Linked DNA regions of Homo sapiens: region 2 is linked to region 1. Evidence: read pairs that join two places in POLR2A ChIA-PET (ENCODE). Cell type or tissue: OCI-LY7. All regions are shown on one strand. Each heading gives the region's core, and the rest is flanking DNA. Links, peaks and the distances in the headings are about the cores only. Region 1 has its middle 4.2 kb from the start of RESF1. Region 2 overlaps DENND5B-AS1 (DENND5B antisense RNA 1).

Region 1 (2,915 bases), core at 169-2,668:
AGCGAAAAAACAAAAAAATGAAGTGATTTTCCCACAAAGTTCTATCACTAGGGAGCTGCAAAACAAGATTCAAACCTTGGGGCATACTTAAGAGCACTGAACAGGTTTGAGCCAAAGAGCCATTAGAGGGCCAGAGCCGGGTCCTGAACCAACAATAGACGGAGATGTGCTAGACACACTGGAGGTGCTGGGGTATAAGGGACCATTGCTAGAGGAGCAAGCCCTTATGAAGGCAGCAGAGTGGACTATATGTAGGAGCATATACGGTATAGGATTATATATATAGGCTTTTATACAGGAAGAAGGTGGTATATACTGTAAAGGAATAGATATATAAACTATATAAATTCCTATACAGGATATGGTTAGGCTTTCAAATAAAATCATTATGCAACTTGGAAGAAAGTATGACTTCTGCTGGAAGAGATGATCTAGAGAGCTTCCAGCTTGAGGTAAATGATTTTTTTAAAAGAAATGGCATGTCCATATTCTGTACTCATATCAGGAGATACTAAAGATCATTTTAAAAAAGGAGGACTGGCTGGGTACAATGGCTCACACCTGTTATCCCAGCACTTTGGGAGACCAAGGTGGACAGATTGCTTGAGTCCCAGGAGTTCAAGGCCAGCCTGGGCAACATGGTGAACCCCATCTCTACAAAAAATACAAAAATCAGCTGGGTGTAGTGGTGCATGCATGTTGTTCCAACTACTTGGGGGCCTGAGGTGGAAGAATTGCTTAAGTCAAGGAGGTCAAGCCCACAGTGAGCTGAGATCGCGCCACTGTAAATAAAAAAATATAAAAAGGACTGTTTGAAACTCCTATTATTTTTAAGTACAGAACTTGAAGCTTCACAGATATTACAGAACAAGAAACATTAAAATTCTCAATTAGATAAAAATAATGAAATTTATCAGGAAGTTCAAGTTCTGTGTGATAACCTTGGTGTACCCAAGTAAACAACTTCTGACATTCTGGTTATGCTAAACCAAGTGGAATCAAAGGTGAAAGACAGGCAGGACGCAGTGGCTCATGCCTATAATCCCAGCACTTTGTGAGGCAGAGATGGGAGGATCTCTTGAGCCCAGGAGTTGGAGACCAATTTGGGTGACATAGCAAGATCCCATCTTATTTCAAATTTTTAAAAATTGTTAATTTTTTTATTAAAATTAAAGAAAACCACTCTGCTGAAAATTAATTTAAATTTGAAACAGGCAGAACAACTGGAAAGAGTCAATGATGCTCTTTCCTGTGAACATGAGTGCCTCTAGCGAATGTTATGAAACAATTAGATGCGGCAATACAGTCCGTTGCACGGTGTGATACAGCCAAGGTAAGAAAAGATGACACAGCAAGAATTTACCAGCCTCAGTGTTATGCTTTGTCACCCAAGACAGCGATTATAATGGTGCATCTACTTGCTGCTCATGATAATCTATCCAAGATCATTAGGACAAGCAGTGGAGCCAGCCAGATGATGGCATGTGCCATTAATAAGGTGCTGATGGGAAGGGTGCCTGACAGGGGAGGCTGGCCAAATGAAATTGAACCACCACCCTCTGAAATGCCCCCTTGGCAAAAGAGACAAGAAGGCAGTGGCGGAAGGGGTGGTTGGGGTGGTGGTTGTGGAGGTAGAGGTGGTAGTAGAAGAGGCTGTGGGGGTGGAGGTGGAAGAGTTGGCTGGGGTAGAGGAGGATGGGAAAGTGGTGGGGGAGAGGGAGGAGGTGGGATGGAGGTGGTAAAGGAGGTTTCTAAGGCAGAGGAGATGATGGTGGGAGGGGAGATTATGGTGGAAAAGATTATGTAGATCCATATGGAGGAGGTGGTGATGGTGGTGGATATAGGAGATACTGAAGACTACAAAAATTAAAAACCAAAACCAACAAACCTCAAGCGCAAAGGAATAGTCTGCCCTCTTATGTCACAAGCACTAACTAACCACCTCTGCCCTTTCTCATCCCTTAATCATTCAGACAAGATTTCCTTGTTTACTTCCTCCTATAAAAACCCTAAGTCTATTTCATTTTCTTTGAAAAGATTCCTCTGCATTAATGGATGTTGTCCTTACTACAATAGCATGAAAAAAAAAAAAAGTCTCCTTAATGCAGCTTAGCAATTTTCCAGGCTTGATATCAGTGACTCCATCTTGGGCTATTGACTCCATGCTGAGCTGCTGCTAAACTTTGAGGCCCACGAAGAAACTGTGAAAAATATTTCCTTCACAAACAACTGTTATAAATAAAGTTTTGGTGTTGCAAAAGAAATAGCACTCGAATATAAATTTTCTTTTTAATTCTCAGCAAGGCAATGTACTTCTTTTTTTTTTTTTTTTGAGACAGAGTCTTGCTCTGTCGCCCAGGCTGGAGTGCGTGTCGCAATCTCGGCTCACTGCAAGCTCCGCCTCCCGGGTTCATGCCATTCTCCTGCCTCAGCCTCCGGAGTAGCTGGGACTACAGGCACCTGCCACCACGCCCAGCTAATTTTTTGTATTTTTTAGTGTTAGCCATGATGGTCTTGATCTCCTGACCTCATGATCCGCCTGCCTCGGCCTCCCAAAGTACTGGGATTACAGGCGTGAGCCACTGCGCCCGGCGGCAATGTACTTCTATAGACGGGTGCGCCCTCACAGATGGAGCAATGGTGAGCTCACACCTGGGCAAGGGAGGGGAAGGGGTTCTTATTCCTGATGCACGTGGCCTCTGCTGCTGTGTCGTTCCCCTGTTGGCTAGGGTTAGACCGCACAGGCTAAACTAATTCTGATTGGCTAATTTAAAGAGAGTGATGGGGTGAGCGGTTTGGCAGGAAAAATGGTTAAGGCGGGGCAGGAAATCGGAATGAGTCAGGGTGGAGCAGGTGATTGAAATGAGTCAGGGTGGAGCAGGTGATGGAAAAAGGTTGCTTTACGAGGAAGTTAA
Region 2 (2,915 bases), core at 163-2,662, 360 kb before region 1:
CCAGGTGTGCAATGTAAGTCTCGAACTCCTAAACTCAAATGATCCTCCTGCCTTGGCCTCCCAAAGTGGGCATGAGCCACCACGCCCAGTCATGAAAATCAGTCCAAGAGGTCTAGCACTTCTTGCGTAGCACTTCAGAATACAATAGGTCATGATCACTTTAATCAGATAGGGCCAATGGAGATATGCAGACCCTAGTTCCAGGCCCACTCAATGAGACATGATAAATACTGAGAGGGGTATAGGGGGGTTGGGGTCACTGAGCCTGTGCTGTGTTGACAAGAGAAGTTCAATGTGGCAGTCAAACTTAGCATCCAAAGTGGGCCACCATCTCTAGATGGCGTCTACACGGTCAGCAAAAGGGGCCGTAAGATTTAGTTGTTGCAAATGGTGACAGAAAGGAGCATCCAAGGCATCTGGCATTCGGAAATCCAGGCAAGCAAGGTGGCGGGGGTGGGGGGGTGGTGGCTCACACCTGTAATCCCAGCACTTTGGGAGGCCGAGGCAGGTGGAACAGCTGAGGTCAGGAGTTCAAGACCAGCCTGGCCAACATGGCGAGACCCTGTCTCTACTAAAAATACAAAATTAGCCAGGCGTGGTGGCGCACACCTATAATCCCAGCTACTTGGAAGGCTGAGGTAGGAGAATCGCCGGAACCCAGGCAGGTGAAGGTTGCAGTGAGCCGAGATTGCACCACTGTGCTCCAGCCTGGGAGACAGAGTGAGACTTTGTCTCCAAAAAGTAAAATAATATAATATAAAATTCCAGGCAAGCAGCTTCAGGAAGTCTATCATGGAATCACAGGTTCTCTCCAGTTGTAATAAGAAGTCAAGAGGATATAGTGGGTTGAATTGTGTCCCCAAAAAGGTGTGTCCAAGTCCTAATCCCTATACCTGTGAATGTGATCTTATTCAGAAATAAAATATTTGCAGATGTAATTGAGGATCTCATCTTGAGATCCTTAATGCAGTGCAATTATAGCTGAGTGGGCCCTAAACCCAATGACTGGTGTCCTTATAAGAAAAGGGAGATTTGAGATATTGAGACACACATAGGCGAAGATCATGTGAAGACAGAGACAGAGCTTGGAATGTTGTTGCCACAAGCTAAGGAGTGCCAAGCATTGCCAGCAGACACCAGAAGCTAGGAGAGAGGGATGGAATGGATTCTCCCTGGGGGTCCCCCAGAAGGAATCAGCCCTCCTGACACCTTGGTTTTAGCCTTGTGGCATCTAAAACTGTGAGAAAATTAACTTCTGTTATTTAAACCACCAAGTTTGTGGTAATTGGTTGCAGCAGCCCTAGGAAATTAATGTAGAGGGGAACCTGCAAGGGCCCAGCCTGAAAAAGGAACTAGAGACCTAGGTAGGTTACCAGAGCGGAACCCAAGATACTAGGACCGAGGGCTCCTGGAGAGAGACACTTGCATATAAGGCAGAAGCTAAATTCTAAGGACCTACGTACAATGACAAAGTCTAAATACAAAAGACGGTGACAGGACTTGGTAGAAGGTCCAAGCAGAACCCATTTGTAGCAGAAAATGGGGCAGGGATAGGCCTGAAAATCCACATCAAGTGTCCTCATCTATGGGAAGGAAAAGCTCTAAATAGACCAGAAACTGAAACAGGGTAGTGGTGTTGTTGTTGTTGTTGTTGTTGTTTTGTTGTTGTTGTTGTTTTAAAAGCAGAGACAAAGTCTCGCTATATTGCCCAGGCTGGTCTCAAACTCATGGGCTCAAGCAATCCTACCACCTCAGCCTCCCAAAGTGCTGGGATTACAGGCATGAGCCACTATACCCAGCAGGATTTGGGTTTTAAAAGGTCAATCAACAACTTCATCTTTCTTCCCTAAGATTGGAACCAATTGAGAAATAAGATATAGGATGCCAACAGATGGAGAACAGTTTCTATTATTAAATGTAGCCTCTGTTAATGCTAAAGCCGGCTGGGCACGGTGGCTCACACCTGTAATCCCAGCACTTTGGGAGGCTGAGGTGGGCAGATCACCTGAAGTCAGGAGTTCAAGACCAGACTGGCCAACATGGCAAAACCCCATCTCTACTGAAAATACAAAAATTAGCCAGGTGCAATGGCGCACACCTGTAATCCCAGCTACTCGGGAGGCTGAGGCAGAAGAATCACTTGAACCTGGGAAGCGGAGGTTGTGGTGAGTGCAGATAGCACCACTGCACTCCAGCCTGGGTGACAGAGTGGACTCTGTCTTTAAAAAAAAAAAAAAAAAAAAAAAAAAAGGTAAAGCTGATCTGAAGAAAGAGCAGGTCTGTGGCAGAGATTTGCTACATTACTTTCCATCCCTTCAATCTTTTCTTCCCGCTGACCAAACCCTGGCTCAGGCCACCGAAGGGGATATTTGAATCTGTAGAGCATCTACATTTAGTTCAGTATTGCTGTCCCATGTAAGCCCCAGGTGGGAAGGAAATAGAAGACTCTCCAATGCTTGCTAACTTTAATTAGATTAGCGCCATCCAATGGAGAAATGAAGACCATGAACTACTTTGCAAACCTAGCAGGCAGGGGAGGGGTGAAGTGGGGGCCAACAGTGTTACTGTAGTAGAAGTTCCTCTACATGGAAACGTGAGGCAAGAGGAAAGGAAGTTCCTCCCTAATAGGTGGCTGTTTAATCAGAATCCATCCCCTCCTCCTTCGTTGTGTAGTGTTCATGTCCTTCACATGGTATTGGGTTTACACCTAGCTCTAGGATGTCTTTGTGAACCTATATTCCTTTTAAGAGTTACTGACTCAGGGATGAACAGTTATCCTAAGCTGGCCTAATTAGGATGAGGTTCAGAACTTTTGTTTGATAGTTGGAGAAAGGAACATCCTCTTCTTACCTTGGGTGTAAATATGATATATACCGTCCCAAAATTACCAGTAGCCTTACAAGGAAAGCCAGGCC

The links. ChIA-PET counts read pairs that join two places held together with the same protein. Peaks named below come from ENCODE experiments on the same cell type or tissue, not always from the same donor. Only the 100,000 strongest peaks of a DNase experiment are listed, where the experiment ranks them.
Region 2: POLR2A ChIA-PET joins it to region 1 with 14 read pairs; 2 of 35 experiments call an interaction of 5 or more read pairs at or near these places.

What each region holds. Positions count from the first base shown.
Region 1 is chr12:31,953,768-31,956,682 of GRCh38, forward strand. It overlaps the pseudogene LOC100132543. Among named protein-coding and RNA genes, the nearest start is that of RESF1, 4.2 kb to the right of the region's middle. In OCI-LY7, for the core only: no CTCF peak of the experiment used is centred there; no DNase peak of the experiment used is centred there.
Region 2 is chr12:31,597,926-31,600,840 of GRCh38, forward strand. All of the region lies in intron 1 of DENND5B-AS1 (DENND5B antisense RNA 1), which reads left to right. Among named protein-coding and RNA genes, the nearest start is that of DENND5B, 8.2 kb to the left of the region's middle. In OCI-LY7, for the core only: a CTCF peak has its summit at 2,495; DNase peaks (open chromatin) are centred at 1,366 and 2,496; H3K4me3 peaks cover 951 bases; H3K27ac peaks cover 1,906 bases.